2 separate regions of the Homo sapiens genome follow, and region 1 is linked to region 2. A link is a loop called in an ENCODE intact Hi-C map of the cell type or tissue named here. Cell type or tissue: ascending aorta. All regions are shown on one strand. Links, peaks and the distances in the headings refer to the core of each region. The heading gives the core; the rest is flanking DNA.

Region 1 (8,332 bases), core at 220-8,219, 49 kb before region 2:
TCACGCCTGTAATCCCAACACTTTGGGAGGCCGAAGCCGGTGGATCACTTGAGGTCAGGAGTTAGAGACTGGCCCGGCCTACATGGTGAAACCCCGTCTCCACTAAAAACACAAAAATCAGCAGGAAGTGATGGTGGGCACCTGTAATCCCAGCTACTTTGGAGGCGGAGGCAGGAGAATCTCTTGAACCTGGGAGATGGAGGTTGCAGTGAGCTAAGATCACACCACTGCACTGCAGCCTGGGTGACAGAGTGAGATTCCATCTCAAAAAAAAAAAAAGAAAGTTACAGTTGTCCCTTAGTATCCGTGGGTGATTGCTTCCAAGACCCCCTTCAGATACCAAAATCCACAGATGCTGAAGTTCCTGATATAATATGGGGTAATATTTGCATGTAACCTGCACGCATCTTCCTGTATACTTTAAATCATCTCTAGGTTACTTACAATACCTAATACAATGTGAATGCCATGTGACTAGTTGTTATACTGTGGTGTTTAGAGAATAATTGTAAGAGAAAAAGCCTGTCCGTGTTTAGTACAGACACAAGCATCCTTTTTGTGTTTCAAACATTTTCCATCCAAGGTTGGTTGAATCCATGGTTGTGGAATCCCAGATACAGAGGGCCGATTGTATTCATCCCCAGCTGTTCTTGTCGCTGCCCAATGGGTATTAACATAGTTCTGTGTGCTTGAGATTGCTGCAAGCCTTTCCTTCAGGCAACTGCCATCATATGAATAAGATTGCAGGAGGAAAGGTAGCTCAATTAAAAGAACAATTGTCACACACTTGAGGAACACATGCTTGAATGTATCCACTATGCCAATGATAAGCAATGATCTTTTTCTATTTGGGAAGTGGAACCACAAGATTTCCACTTGTCAATCTTTGTTAACCTCATTCAAAGCCCTATGTGTATATGAAAATATCAAAGCAATATGAAAAAGAAAGACATCTGTAACTCAGACTTTTCACAGAAGTGGTGTGACTTATGGAAGAGGGGCCTTGTTGGTTGTGCAGATTCACTGTCTCTTGGCCGAATGACGACCGAGCATTGCTGTCCCATGCTCTGTCTCATGAACCTTCTGACTCACCCTGCACGCTCATCTGTGACCTGTCAACCACAAAGTGATGGAGGCAGATCTCAGTGGATTTAGAGGTTTATTTTGCCAAGGTTAGGGACACGCCTGAGAAAAAGAAACACAAGTCACAGTAGTTGGTGTCTGTGTCCTGTGCTTTTTCCAAAGAGGGTTTTGTGAACCTCAATATATAAAGGGGACAGAGCAAGTGGAAGGGGAAGAAAAAAGACAACAAAAAAGGAGAGTGAGTAGGCAATGAGGCAAGTGGTTACATTCCTGTGAGGTGCTGATCAGCTCAGTGAATCTACATTTTACACCTGAAAAGAAGGGAGTGGGGGAAAGTCGATTATGCATTCCTCGCTGGCTCAGTGAATCTACGCTTTACATGCGATAAAGTAGCATGTGAGATTACAGCTATCTGTTTGGGAACACAAGGAAGGCAGTTTTTGCATGACCCAGTTCCCAAGTTTAACTCTTCCCTTTGGCATAGTGAGTTTAGGGTCCCGAGATTTTATTTTCCTTTTCACAGACCCCTGTCTGGCCAGGACTGAGAGGTGATGATATTACCTTGGCTCCCTTCCACCTGGGAAGTGGGGGACTGGACCCTTGGACCTTGTTCTGCCCAACCCCCTTCCTTTGGAACTGCATCCCTTGATCTCTGACATGGGCCCTGCTATCCAGATATACCAGCCACACAACCCGCCTGGAGTCCAGCAGACAGTGGAGTGGGGGCCTGCAACAAATAACATCAGACAACTGGCTCTTACCTTCCTCTGGAAGCTCAACAACTTATGGCCATAGCTGTTTTAGCAGGGCTGGAAGTGACCCCATGGTACCATTCTTTCTGTAATCTTCGTGTCTTCTACGGGTACAGCCCTGGGTTTCACAACCCCTGCATGTGTGGTAGTGTGTGAACTGGTGCTCTTTGGAACTTTGGGTTCATTTACATAATGCATTTCTCAGGTGCATATGAGTTATGCATGAGCGTGTATTGTTAATGATTTGAAATTTAATTTGAACATGACAATTTTTTCTTACCCCTCAGTTTTCCCTTTCTCTCCCACTCTAGCTCATGCAACACTTCAAAAGAAATTTGGGTCGCTTTTCTGGATGCTGTGGGCTCCTGACTTTTTACTTAAAACGGGAGGGGAGCACTCAGAAGCCCAGGTACAGGGGAGCACCTTGTCCGAGGTAACTTAATGAGCCGGTGGAGGATCCATGGGTAAGCCCAGGATTCCCTGCCCCAGAAGCCCTCCCTCTCCCCTTCCTCATTCATGTCTCTGCTAGGAAAGCTAATTGATAAGGGGTGCAGGGCATCCCGAACTTGCTCTATGCTCAGGCTTTCCACCAGAAAAAGGCTCTATATGGATGAATGTCCTGTGATTACTTCCCTTTGCCGATTAGAATTCTCAAAAGTGGAGAGAGATTCTTTCTTGCTCACTAGAAGGTATGAGGTGAAGAGCTACCAAGGACAGACCTCTAATTAATTCTCATCAGGGTGTCCCCTGAGGGAATTCAGTTCTCTCCTTCCTCTGCTCCATCCTGTTCCCCACGTGTCATGACCTCAGCAAAAGACAAGTTCAGTTCCCACAGGTGCACGGGCCCACTCTCCTAAATGAAAGGGAAGAGAAAAGTGTTGAGGACTGATCTCCCCTCTCCTGCTCCCGAAAACAGGAAGCAGGCTGGGTAGATTGACTTGATACAGAGCTATCAGACTGCTGCTTGCTCACACGGGGACCTTTATCACTGCCAGTCATCAGCGCTCTGGTGAGCTCATGAATAATGCATTTCCCAGTGATTTCCTTCTTTATTTGCTAGCCTGAGGCAATATTGATTGAAAAACCGTCTACATAGCTGAGCTGTGTTGTGGCAACATTTATTGAAAATGATTTGGAGACAGAACACACATATGTTTATCTCTACATAGGTATGTTGTTGTCTGTTGTCTTTGGATAATGACATTTGTTTAAGGGGCCGCTGCAGTTATTCAGCAATGTTTTCAAATCGAAGGTGGATTCAGGTTGGAGCCCTGAAACAGCTGTATGGTGTGGTGGATCAGGAAGATGAGGCAGAGTGGGAGGTGGACTGGGAGGAGAAGATGGACGGGGAGGAGGTTGAGGTGGATTGGGAGGAGAAGGTGGATTGAGAGGAGGTGAATTGGGAGGAGGTAGACTAGGAGGAGGAAAAGGTGGACTCGGAAGAGGTGAGGGTGGACTGGGAGGAGGAGAAGGTGAGCTGGGAGGAGGCAGAGGTGAACTGAGAGGAGGTGGAGGTGGACAGGGAGGAGGAGATGGTGGATTGGGAGGGGGTAAACTGGGAGGAGGTGGACTAGGAAAAGATGGCCTGGGAGGAGGTGGAGGTGAATTGGAAGCTGGTGGGTGACAGGAACAAATACAGCAGAGCCAGTGAGGACTCAGGAAGGGTCCCAGGATTAGAACCGCAACATTAGTGGTCATTGTACTGAAAGCAGCTCCACTCAATGTGGAAGGAGATGTGCAAGTCATGAAATGGAGACAGCGTATGCGGAGCCTTCTTTTTTCACAATTTGAGATTTAAGAAAAGGTGAGAAAACGAACCCTACTGCTAACTAAGAAGACTTTTTGGGAGAACTGTAGCCTTCTTGAGCAGTTTCCATAATATGCCATATGTGAAAATACCTTCCCAACAGCAGGGAGCCATATGGATGGAAGAGTTTTAGGTCCTGATTATTAATAACAGCAGGATGCTGCAGTCAGTGGATAGGACAGACCTAAGCCTTGCTGGCCAGCTGCAGGGGGCTCTTCACCTCTCTGAACCTCCAGCGCTTCTTGGGCTCTCTCTAGAACTTCAGTAATGGTGGCTTCTCCACCTCCATCATTGACAGGCCCCAGAAAATGAAGACTTGAGCTTTGAATGACTGGGAGAGAAGAGTGTGAGGGAACACAGCTGAAGGAGCCTCCCTCTCACCACCCACTTCCTGTGACACCCTTCCAATACCAATCTGGCACTTGCTGAGCACTTGCTGAACTGTCTCTGGAGCTTTCAGAGGGAAAGCCCAGGGTGGTAAGGGGAGGGCTATACAGAGCCAGTGCATGCTTCGGAAGGAGAATCAAGTTCCCTGAAGAGGGTTCTCTCCTTGGAATCCCTGAAAGCTTTTGTGACAATATAATTAAGTGGGAGGCCACGACAGCCTGTCAAATTCTAAGTGTGCTTCTGGCTCACCCGAGGTGGTGGGTGGGGGAGTAGGGATGGGAGCATCAGGCCTGCTATCAGCACAGAAATTCCAGGTATGCGCTTCTCTGTCAGTTCCTGAGAATCATAAATGAAGTAAGCAAAGGCTCCGAGCCGGGAGCCTTCAGCAGATGAGGATGCCAGCTACCCACCAGCACAGGCCAGCCCCTGCAGCTTCAGCTGAACAGAGCAGCTGGCCTTGGCCTCTGCTCCATCCAAGCTCAGTCTCCTCGTCGCTAATAGTGGTTAACACTTACGTTGTTTCACTGTCTCAGCCCTTTGCAGGAGCGTTGCCCGCAGGTCACCATCACATTTGCCCCTTGAATATGGTGCAGCCAGGAGGGGCTTTTGCAGCCAGAGGAGGGAGATGAAGTAGGCAATGCTTGCCTCTGTCTCTCCCCTCTGTTTTGGGTGCTCCTTCCCACCCAGACAGGCGTCTGTCAACACTGCCCCATCCCCACCCCAATCCCTTTCAATGTTTTTGGGATGCTCACGGGCCTTTGCCTGTGCTGTTCTCTGCCAGGAGTGCCTTCCCTCTCTTTGTTCACCCTTCAGGAGTCAGCTTGAGGAGCCAGGAGTTATCCTTCAGAAGTTCATCCATCACCCTGCCAGGGCAGGACAGCTTTCCTGACCCCCATCATGGGCTTTCAGGGTATCTTCTTCGTCCTGTCACAGTCATAGTTTCCTGTTCTTTGGATGATTGTGTGACTGTCTTCCGAAGTAGGCTGTAGGCTCATAGAGGCAAAAGACATGTCTGCTTTTTTTTTTTCTTAAAGATACAGTCTCACTCTGTCGCCCAGGCTAGAGTGCAGTTGTGTGATCCTGGCTTACTGTAACGTCAAACTCCTGGGCTCAAGCAATCCTCTTGCCTTGACCACCCAAGTAGTTGGGACTACAGGTGCATACCACAGCACTGGGCCCTTGTGTCTGCTTTTGTTTACCCTTGTTTTCCTAGCGCATTTAGCAAAGCGCTGGTGCAAAGTAGATGCTCAATTTTTGTTTAATGAATGAAGGAATGTCAGGGCTCCTTCTGGTCCTCTTTCAAAAGGGATTTGATGAACTTATTCACTCTGAGAAGTTAGGGAGCCAAATGTATTTTCCCACTTGGCACATTTGCTCAAGGAAGAGAAATCTAAGAGAAACCTAAGTAAGAGAATGGCTAACACAAAGAAATACGTCTCCAATGGTGTCATTCCGGGTATCAGGTGCAGACAATATTTGGGGTCAGGCAGCATTGCTAGTGCTTTAAACCTCCATTTGCACAACCACCGACTTGGCCAACATATATAGGTTGCCCTTGGTTCCTACTGCTAATGACACTGGGGACTCTACCTTTTTGGTACCCAGGTGGTCTTGGAGACCTCAGTGTTCTGTGTTTTGGACTTCAGTTTACCGCATTTGCTGAGTAGCAAATGGAACTGAGAGTTTGCACCTTCCTCCCCCGACCTTGTTGGGTGGGAAGCTTGAAGCTGGAACTCCTCTGCGTGCTTGTTTCTTTGCTTTTGCTTACCTGAAAGGAAGAGGCTGGAAGGGAAGGCTTATTTCCTCTGCAGGGTATGGATGGCTGCAGCCTGCACCAGCAGACTTGCGTTTATTTGAAATTGCTCTGCGGTGGAAGGCGCTCTAATCTATCATGCCTCTGCAAATGTCAATTGGAGAAATGTGAGTTCCGTATTTATAAAGCCAGAAAAATGGGAGCTTGTCCCCCCACCTCCCAGGTGTGCATTTATGCACTGATGAATGACCCCAAAGTGAGTTTGTTATAGAAAAAGTCCGTGCCAAAGGCAGAAAGCTTGCATCTGGAAACACAGTCTGACAATTAGGCCTCTGAGCCCAGCGGCCAGCCCTCAGGCTCCACTGCTTCCTGGCTTTGACTATCACGTCCTTAATTCTGGGGTGAACTCAAGAGTTTTGGAATTTGGATTCTCATTGTTTCCACAGTACTGTCCCCAGAGGCTGCTTTTTTGTTTGTTTGTTTTTGGTGCTGGGGGTGGAGTTTTAAAAATCTTGGAAGCCTATAAAAATTAGTACAGAAGAACAAAATTCTTACCCCGGTCTTGACAGGGAGCCCTGGCCCTGCCCACCTTCCCTTTGGGGAACATACATTCCTGTATCAAGACATGACCCCGATCCCGATTCCTGTCCCAGACCGCTTCTCCTCTCCAAACTAGCTTCTCCTTTCCTGCCCTCTAAACAATGGCACCCTTTATTTTAAAAAGGAGGGTGAAATATCGACACTTCCAAAGTGCCATTTACAAAAGGGAACAGGAGTGAAAAATTAGGACAAGCTAAGCCAAAAATGATGTGCCCCTCTTGGGCTCCTGCAGGTCTCTCTTTTCAAAGGGTATCCCCAGGTGAGGTCTGAGCTGAGTCATGTCTGACAAATCGGTGCCTTGTGTTTTATGCACTGCAGAAAACATAGCTGCTGTGAAAGGGTTAAAAACGAGCACTCTTGGTCGAGAGCCCTAAGCGACAGACAGGCACGTTCAGTTTCAGTCAGTTTCAGTCGGAAAGAAAGACAAGTGTTTGGTTAGTAACTGGATCTGGCTGGAGCTGGGTTTTGGCCTCCGGTCCCTCTGCAGGTTGAGGAGCTGGGGATGGTCCAGTTCTTGTGGTTATTTGGAGGTGGAATCAAGGCAGGAAGCCCTGGAAGCCAGGGCCTGGGGAGGTGCTGCCCGCCCCTCCTTTACACAGAAGGACACCGAGGTCTGGTGAAGGCCGGGGAGTTGATCTGGGCCATCCTGGTTAGTGGCATAGTAAAGACAAGCATGAGGAAGCCTCACTTCCAGTCCTTGTGGGTTGTATTAGAACATGGACTCAGGTAGCCACAGACTCAGTGCTGTTTCAGCCACTTCTTGGCTGGCTTACCCCCTGCAAATCCATTCTGAATGTACCTCTCCATTCAGAATCTTCATGCGTGAAAATGGGTTCAAAAATACCTCTTAGGCTGGGTTTTTTTTTTTTTTAATTAAACGAGACAGTTCATCTAAAGACTGGAGGCTTAGGCATTCAGCAACATGTTCATTCTCTGGCTAGCAGGAGTTCTCCCAGGCTTGGGAGCATTCCTGCAGATGGAACAGCAGCTTCTGGAGCAGTAAGGATGTAATTAACCTCTGAAAGCCAAATCCAGCATCCCCGTTGAAGTCCTATACACTCTCCATACAGTCCCTTAGTGGAAGAACTCCATATTAAAGGGAAAGGTAAATGTAATGGGGGGAATAAAAGGGCCTTTTCTGCGCAAAGGGGAACTCGCCCCAGAGAAACTCCCAGTGAACAATGCCCAAAGCAGGCCTGTGAAGTTAGTGAGGCCTGGAGATTAGAAGGAGGAAGGAAATAATGCTTTTCTTGTCTTGGCCTGCAGTGGCAAAAGAGAGCAACAGCTGGTGGGCATATGCAGCCTGTTAGGGGCATGCTCCCATCACACAGAAGGAAGTCCTGCCCAGCACTGGCAGGGCCCGGGCAACCACTGGGGAGTGGGTGGTCCGGGGGTCTCGGGAATCAGAGCCACCGCTGCCAAGGCTCTGGACCCTGCATTCACTCCCGGCGACTTGAGCAGGGCTTCCCTCCCCAGCTCTAGCCCCTAAGGCTTTTCCCCTTCCCAGGAGGTGTCGGATCCAGTGATGCTATCGACAGAAACTCTGAGGAAGCTGGGGGTTTATTTTGTATCGACTTCAAAACGCATATGAATATCTCCCCTCTAGCTAGGTCCGGATGGGAGACTTTGGCTCACTCTGCAGGCCAGAATCTGTTTCCCCAGCCAGGCTGGACAGTGAGCGGCCTTCTTCCCCTTCCACATCTTCCTTGGTTTTCCTTTACCAGCCTAAAGGATCAAACTCCTGAGACATGGGCCAGGGCCGCTTGCTCGGCCCCTCTTGTGCCCTCAGCCTTTGAGCCGCTGGACCATGTGACAAGATGCCCAGCATTAGCGTCTGCTAATTAATCCAAAAGCTGGCTCCCCGTTGGCCCATAGAGTTTTACAAACCTGAATTAAACGAAGTGTTTATGTGACAGATATGTGGGAGGATTTCAGATATAATCACCATCA
Region 2 (8,332 bases), core at 22-8,021:
TCTGTTTTTGGTGTCATAGCCAAGAAATCATTGCCAAATCTAATGCCGTGAAGGTTTTCCCTTATGTTTTCTTCTAGGAGTTTTATAGTTTCACATAACTTATGTTTAGATCTTTAATCTATTTTGAGTTAATTTTTGTGTATGGTGTAAGATAAAGGTCCAATTTCATTCTTTTGCATGTGGTTTTCCAGTTTTCCCAGCACCATTTATTGAGAAGACTATCCTTGCTCCAATGTGTAGTCTTGGTACTTTAGGTAAAGGTCATTTGACTGTCTATGCATAGGTATATTTTGAGGCTCTCTCTTCTGTTCCATTGGTCTATACATGTCTGACCTTATGCCATTACCATACTGTTTTAATTACTGTAGCTTGGAATATGTTTTGAAGTCAAGAAGTGTGAGGCTTCCAGGTTTGTTCTTCTTCCTCAAGATTGTTTTAGCTATTCAGGGTCCTTTTTAGTTCCATAAATTTTAGGATTGTTTTTGCTATATCTGCAAAAAATGGCATTTGGATTTTGAGAAGGATTATATTAAATCTGTAGATCATTTTGGATTATATGCACATGTTAACAATATTAAGTCTTTTAACTCAAGGGTTCCCAATCCCTGGGCTGTGGACCAGTACTGGTTCTTGGTCTGTTAGGAACCTGGCCACACAGATCTAGAGATCTGTAGGAGGTGGGTGGGTCTAGAGAGTGAGTGAGATCTAGAGATCTGTAGGAGGTGAGCGGCAGGCGAGCAAATATTACTGCCTGAGCTCCGCCTCTTGTCAGATCAGCGGTGGCATTAGATTCTTATAGCAGCGTGAACCCTATTGTGAACTGTACATGGGAGAGATCTAGGTTGCATGCTCCTTACAAGAATCTAATGCCTGATGATCTGAGGTGGAACCATTTCATCCTGAGACCATCTCTACACCCCCACCTCAGTCCTTGGAAAAACTGTCCTCCACAAAACCGGTCCCTTGTGCCAAAAAGGTTGGGGACCACTCTTTTAATCTATGAAAGATGTCTTTGCATTTATTTGTGTCACTTTAATTTCTTTCAGGAATATTTTATACTTTTCACTGTACAAATCTTTAAGCTTATCCCTAAGTATTTTATTCTTTTTGAGGCAATTGTAAATGAGATTTTTTTCTTATTTTACTGTTGGATTGTTTGTTGTTAGTGCATTAAAATGCAACTAATTTTTGTATACTCATTTTATATCCTGCAACTTTGCTGAATTTGTTTATTAATCCTAACAGGTTTTTTTGGTGCAGAATCTTTAGGGTTTTCCACATGTAAGACCATGACACCTGTGAACAAAGATAATTTTACTTCTTTACAATTTGGATGCTTTTTATTTCTTTTTCTTGCCTAATGCTCTGGCTAGGATTTCCAGTACTATGTTGAATTGAAGTGGCAGCAGTAGGCATCCCTGCCTTGTTCCTGATCTTACAAAGAGGTTCAGTGGAAAAGGGACTGAATTGACAATCAGTCAATCAACAAATACAAAGTGATAACTATGATCCAAAGGATCTTGGTTTTTAGTCTTTCTAACTTGCTTATATACTCACTTCATTACTCTAGGCTGTTTTAACCCCAATAAAAGAGGGAGCTGCATTAGATTATAAGAGTCTGTCCAAATTCAGTGCTCCTTCTAGATTTTATGGTTCCAAAAATGTTATTTAGTACCTACTAGGCATTTAACCAAGGGAAGGTATAAGAAAAGAAATATTAAATTCTCAGTAAATCAACAAAATATAACCAAGCACTTATATACAAGGTGCTAGGCAAGAAGTATTCTTGTTTCTTGCCCAGGAGGAATTTACAATATGTGAGAAAGGTAAGACATGTATATATGGGAAATACAATATCAGTAAGAGAGATGACAGTGCCATTCAAGAAGGCAGGGCATGCTTCATTGCCAAGTGAAGGACACAGGAACAATCTTTAGATAAAAGCAGTTCGCAAAGTAGGGGATATAGTGAGACTTATTCTCAACAAATGGGTAGAAAACACATTGCCAAGATGAATGACATCATGATGTATCAGGTCAGGAATCCAGAGAAGAGAACAGGCTGGAATCGTTGGAGATCGATATTGGAAAGGCTGTGTGTATGGTGAACATTTGCTTCCATTGGGCTCCGCTTTCTCCCTTATTTTGGAAACTATCCTGATTTCTTTCTAGGAAGCACTCCTTCCTCCTCATCAGCCCATGAACTGCAGGTGGAAGCACAACACTCCTTCCCTATCCCCGAGCCATAAGATTGGTCCAGGGATGGGTCTGTGACCCAATCATAGCCAAGGAACACCTGGTATGTCTGCTGGGGCTATTAGGAAAGAGGCAAGTTATCTTTCTCACTGGGCTTGAATCTGCAGCCCATTTTGCCTGCAAACCTCTTGCCACCAGGTGTGTAGAGTCTGTGAGTGGAGCCAACATGGAGAAAGCAAAACCAAGAGATGAAACCAGATCCTAGTGACTTTAGGCAAGACCCTGAATCAAGCCATTCCCAGATTGATCCAACGTTCTGTTGCAAAGTGGGCCTTGAACTAGATTTGGGTGGGTGGAAATGAATAGAGAGGGCAATCCATGCAGATTGTGCCACAAGAACTAGGGCATGTTGATGAGGGAAGGATGTGGTATCCACAGAGCTGTGCAGAAACTGCTTGAGAGAGAAGGTCTGAGTGGACAGTGTGCAAAATACCTTGCAAGATAACACCTATTTTTATTTCTTTGAGTGAGTTTATCTATTTGGACAAATCCAGTGGGACTGCTAAGGAGTGGCATGTAATGGAAAGACAAAGGAAGGGAGACAGAAAAGGCTCTAAAAATAATAGAATAACAGCAAATACTTGCTGAAAACTACATGCTAGGCACTGTAGTAAGCACTTTTTCCATTGAATTCTTTCAGCAGACCATGAGGTATTATCACATCTCCATTTTAAAATGGGGAAACTGAGGCACAAAGAAGATGTCCAAGGTGGCCTATTTAATAAGTGCCAGAGCTAATATTTTAACTTGAACCCCCAGGCTGTCTGACTAGAGCCTGCATTCTTAACCTACCTCTCCTGGCTCTGCAGACATGGTCTCTGCCTTGGGGCAGCCAAGGGCCAGCGTGGTAGTAGGGGGAAGGGGAAGGGGCCAGCTATGGCCAAATGGGGCCACAGGAGAACACAGAAGTCAAATCATTTTCCTCAGGGTGACCTGGATTTGATTATTTGTTCATTTTCACTCAGGTTTTCAAAAACAAAAAAAAATCCTTTCAAAAAAAGCTGTTGGACAAATGCTGAAACTCTGACTTGCCTGCCCCTGCTTAGCAGCCGTCATTGGAATCAGCGGAAGGCTCTGGCTGGCTGCTTCTGATCAGGCCTGCCAGCCTCCTGGGCTGGCTGAGGACACTCACAGCGGGAGCAGGTTCCTTAAGACAAGCCCCCTTCGCTGGCCCTGGCTTGCTCCCTCCTCTCTCCCTGTCTGTTTCCACCTCTGTGTCCCCTTCCCTTGGACTGCCTCAGGAAAAGGAAGAACAAAGTTTTTTTTAAAAAAAGAAGTTTAATGAAACCACACACTTGTATTTCCAACTATTGACATTGGATTTGTGCTTCTCCAGCTCTGCCATTTGGGACAAGTCTTTCTCCTCCTCTCTTCACCCGATGGTGTAATGCAAACAGACCATAAAAAAATAAACTTTCCCCTCAAATATTATCTTAGGCCTCATTTTATCATGCTTCCTTGAGCTGTCTCTGTAAAAGGGAAGAAAAAAGAATGTGGGTTTTAGTTTGCACCAGGCTGGATGGAGAGGGCCCTGTAGCTGGGTCTTCCCAGTGTGGACTCTCTCCTTTGGCTTGTGGTCTCCTTCCCAGAGCACTCAGTGGCTGTTCCATTTCCATTTGTGCCTCACCTAGGTCCCCCACATCAATTCTCCAGTTCTTGTCCATTCACCTGAAAAATGGGCTAATAACACCTACCTACAAGGTTCTGCAACACAAAGGGACTCAGAACACAGGGCGGGTACAATGCAAGGGGAGGCGGTGGGCTCTGATCTAACTGCAGAGAATATGCCCCTGCCTAAATGCAGTCTTGCTCCACTTAAAAGCAAAACAAACAACAAGTGAAAACACTCTGTGATGGCCAAAACAAAACATTGCAAGGTGAGTTTGGGCTTGAAGCTACCTGTTTTGAACTCCACAGGGACTAAGTGAGACAATATTTGAGAGAGAGGCCTTAAAATCCACATTCCCTAGAGTGGACAATGCCCACAATTTACCTCCTAAGGTGAGTGAGCATGAGGACCTTCCCTCCATGAAGGTGGGCTCTGACGGGGTGGGGAGATGGGAAGAAAAACTGAGATTCACAGGGCCTGGAATGATCTCTCAGGAGGTCAAAGGACCTGGGGAGAGAAGGCTGGGCCAATCGAGGCCAGGTTGACCTTTACAACAGTTTTGCCACATTCAGATCTTAGCAACTAGTACATGTATGTGACAAAGCTTTGAATTCTGAAGAAACAAACAAACAAAAAAATCAAGCATTTACCCTGATGGTCCCATTTGAACTGCATCATTGGTAACCAGAGTGGAACAGGAGACATTTCAAATTGGAATTTTGCCATTCTGTAACCCCAAATAAATGAACACCTATGGTTATTATTAAAATAATAATTATTTTAAAGATGATTACACTTTCTGGAGAACAAAGGCACCACCACCTATGACGTTGTCTTGCCAAAAATAATCAAACCCACATTGGATCAAGCCTATAGATCCAACTAGCAATTTACAGGAAATACAGGGGCCAGAGGAACACATCAATGGCACCGTGGGGGTACAAGTGGCAAAATCTATGCTGTGGGAAACTCTACCAATGATCTAGTTCTTGTAACACATACATTCACAAGGGGAAAGGAGTGTGGTAAAGGGGAAGTCTGTACATTAAAAGAGACTTTAAAATATTTAAAAAGTAAAACTAAACCACAATGTTGAAGGATGCACATGTGGACTGATAATGGCATGAGGAAAGGAAGGAGGGTGTTTCCATAAGAGGCAAGTAAGTGGTCGCCTCTTGAGGGCAAAGAGGGAGGGGTGAGGAAACAGTCTCATTTTCTATTGCTTATAAAAGAATACCTGAAACCGGGTAATTTACAAAGAAAAGGAATTTATTTCTTACAGTTATGGAGGCTGAGAAGTTCAAGGTCAAGTTACCACGTCTGGCGAGAGACATTCTTGATGGTAGGCACTTTCTGCAGAGTCCTAAACTGGTACAGAGCATTGCATGGCAAGGGGGCTGAGTGCTAGCTCAGGTCTCTCTTCCTCTTCTTATAAACCACGAGTCCCACTCCCATGATAGTCCATTAATCTATTAATCCATAAATGGATAACCTTCATTTTTTAATAATTTATTAAGCTATACATTTATTTTCTGTGTCTGTGCTAATTTTTTTTTTATCATATAAAGATTTTTTAAGTACATGCCCCTGATTCTTCCTCTCCTCCTACCCCTACAAATTTGGAGCCCTTTTACTATCAGCTGCCAATTTCTGAGTTCTAAATTCTGCCCAGCTCCCTATCCTCCTTTTCCTAGATTACCTCCTGATGATATTTTATATCAATCATAACGAGTTGCTATGCTACAGAAACAAATAACCCCAAGATCTCAGTGGCTTAAAACAAAGGTTTACTTCTTGCTTATGCTACATGTCCATCATATCTCAGCAGGGGGCCTCTGCTCACCTTTGTTGCTCAGAGACTTAGGCTAACAGAGCAGCCACCTCCTCCGATATCCTCAGGGGCTAGGACACGACTGACTGTCCATCAAATGGTTTGGCACGGAACTGACACATGTAACTTCTGCTCACAATCCATTGGCTAGACTGGTCACGTGGAACCGTCCAACCACAAGGAGGAGGAAGTGCTGTGCTGTGAATGTGCCCAAAAGTATTTGGTTGGTACACATTAATAAGCAGTCCTTGCTTTTTATGGCACTGATGTGCACAAGTTTCAGTTTAGCGAAATAATACCCGTTCCCAAAAACTAGTTCAAATTTCAGTCACCACAGTATATATTAACTATAATTGCATAAAGTACAAACTTCACTGCCTGCTTGCCAGTCCGCAAATCATGATATAAACAACAGATGCACATCATGATGAACCAATCACATCACTTCTTTCAAAGCCTGTCCTTGATTAGTCATTGCATATCTGTTACTCAGTTCATGCCCAGACAGCAAAATGTGAAGTTGTGTTGCCTCCTTGTCTTCCAGTGATAAATCCATGTGATGAAAATTTTACAAAAAATGGATCACTGGATAGAGGGTAAGCTAACAAAAATAAAAATGCAACAAAGAAACAAAAAGTGATAATGCCGGCAGTAAACTGGATGTGATTAGATTGAAGATGTGAAATTGGCAAGAGCAGAGCAAAGACTGGATGCACCATGGCCTGCATGGAGCTATGGAACAAACTGCACTGGAAAAATCCAATGTGTATTAAAAGCAAGGTAACGTTGCTTCATCTCTTAGTTTAAATTGCAATAGGACCAGAAAGCTGCTTATGCTTGGAGAGTTTTCTACTTTGGATTGAAGACTGTAATATTTCAAAATCCGAAGTAGTTTGGCTTGCATCCTGGCCAAAGCATTGATCTTAGTTGCCACATTGAAAGAAAATGGTAATTACAAGGATACTGAAGAAGAATATTTTACTGCCAGTAAAGGCTTGTTTCCTCATTCCAGAATTTAGCATGAATTGATTGATGTCAAGCTAGTGATGAAGCTGCTAGCACATGTAAGCATGCAGCTGGGAAATCTGCATCCAGATTCCAAGAAAATGAAGATGTGCCAGTGGAAGTGGCACTGGCAAAAAACTTCACCTTCAAGGAATTCTTATAGATATTTTGTAACATTGCAAGAGCAAAGGATAAAACATTAGGACCTGACTTAGAACTAGACTACACTTACAACAAAGTACGACAATTCACCAAGGCATAGAAAAGTTGCTCCAGCTGTATCATAAGCTATACAGTAAGGGGAGAAAGGCAAGAACTGTGCAAACTACTTTTGATATGTTCTTTACAAAGAAATAAAACACCTTAATTCTCAATGTTTCTAATGTTTTAAATTACAGTGTAATAAATAAATATTAGTTTTGTTAATTTTTCATTTCCCCATGCATTTATAAACAACAGTAAGAGAATGTTTAATGTTTTGACAAAAATGTTTAAAGGTCACAGAACAACTGTAATTATTCCCTTCGATTAAGATTGCTTTGCAGGGTTTCAGCTTACACAGTCATTTTTATGGTCTTGCATTACTATGCAAAATAAGGACTTCCCGTATACATAACTGGTTTATGTGGAGTTAGATTCCAATTTCCGCACGTCTATCTGCGCCAACTCACTTGCATGGAGTGTGAGAAAACTCCTGGAAAAAATAATTTGAACCATAGGGTTAGGCAGGAATAGGGATTCCAGGTATAGTTTGGAGGCTATTAAACCCTAACCTGATCCAGCCACCTTGATGGCCTATGTGTGGCCCTCAGTGGAAAAGAGCTTTGTAGATAAAATGAGCCCAACTGCACCCATATAGAGCCCACCACTCTGCTGTGGGATCCAGAGAGAAGAATGTCTATGCAAAGGGATGATTTTTTCATTTACTGTACGGAGGTGGGGTGTATAGATATATCAAGCTACAACCGAAATAAAGACTCAAAACCTGGTTTGGGCTGAGCATCCATGGGACCTCCCGGAGCCATCTGGGCCTTCTGACAATGGTGAAGCTCGCAGAACCTATCTGATGCCCAAGAGCAGCAGTGTTGGTGGGAGCATCTGCTCTGGGGAGCAGAGAGGAGGCCATCAACACTGTGGTATAAGCAGCAGCCTCAGAAGAGGGTGGAGAGCAGTGGCCAAGCAGCAGTGTGATCTGTTGAGGATGTGTGGGCTCCAGATGGTCGCTCAGGTGTTCTGGGGAGAAAGCAGGGTAGGGTCAGTGTGGAGAGCTCTTGCAAGGGGGCTGAGGTTCTGGAGTTATATTTAGTGGGAGCTCTAAGCTCAGGAAATTTACACTACATCAATGTACTATTTTTTCATGCTGGCAGTGAGGCCTGGGAACATTAGGGCTGTTTATATAGGTAGGGTGGCTATATAATTTATTGTTCAAACTGTGGATATTTTAAAAGTAAAAAGCATTGCTATTAATAATAATTAAATCTCTTGGTAATGAAAGTCACAAGAGGATTGTCCCAGGCAAACCAGTCTGTATGGTCATCTTAGTTATGGATGCAATCCAGGTAATTGTAAATTAGAGGTCAAATCAGAATTAGTAAAAACGAGTGAATTTGCTGGTGTTGCTGCAACTGGCGG

What was found. A loop is a pair of places that touch in the nucleus more often than their neighbours do. Peaks named below come from ENCODE experiments on the same cell type or tissue, not always from the same donor. Only the 100,000 strongest peaks of a DNase experiment are listed, where the experiment ranks them.
Region 1: a loop joins it to region 2, with 4 times the contacts of the local background. A loop is called at or near these places in 3 of 110 quality-filtered maps.

The regions. Positions count from the first base shown.
Region 1 is chr2:45,257,790-45,266,121 of GRCh38, reverse strand. No RefSeq gene overlaps it. Among named protein-coding and RNA genes, the nearest start is that of LINC01121, 7.0 kb to the right of the region's middle. In ascending aorta, for the core only: no CTCF peak of the experiment used is centred there; no DNase peak of the experiment used is centred there; H3K27ac peaks cover 2,089 bases.
Region 2 is chr2:45,208,475-45,216,806 of GRCh38, reverse strand. The region is part of intron 1 of LINC01121 (long intergenic non-protein coding RNA 1121); the gene reads left to right. LOC105374576 (a long non-coding RNA gene) reads right to left here. Exons shown (of 3, transcript XR_940041.2): 2 at 7,686-7,933; 3 at 5,134-7,394. Among named protein-coding and RNA genes, the nearest start is that of LINC01121, 42 kb to the left of the region's middle. In ascending aorta, for the core only: no CTCF peak of the experiment used is centred there; no DNase peak of the experiment used is centred there; H3K27ac peaks cover 743 bases.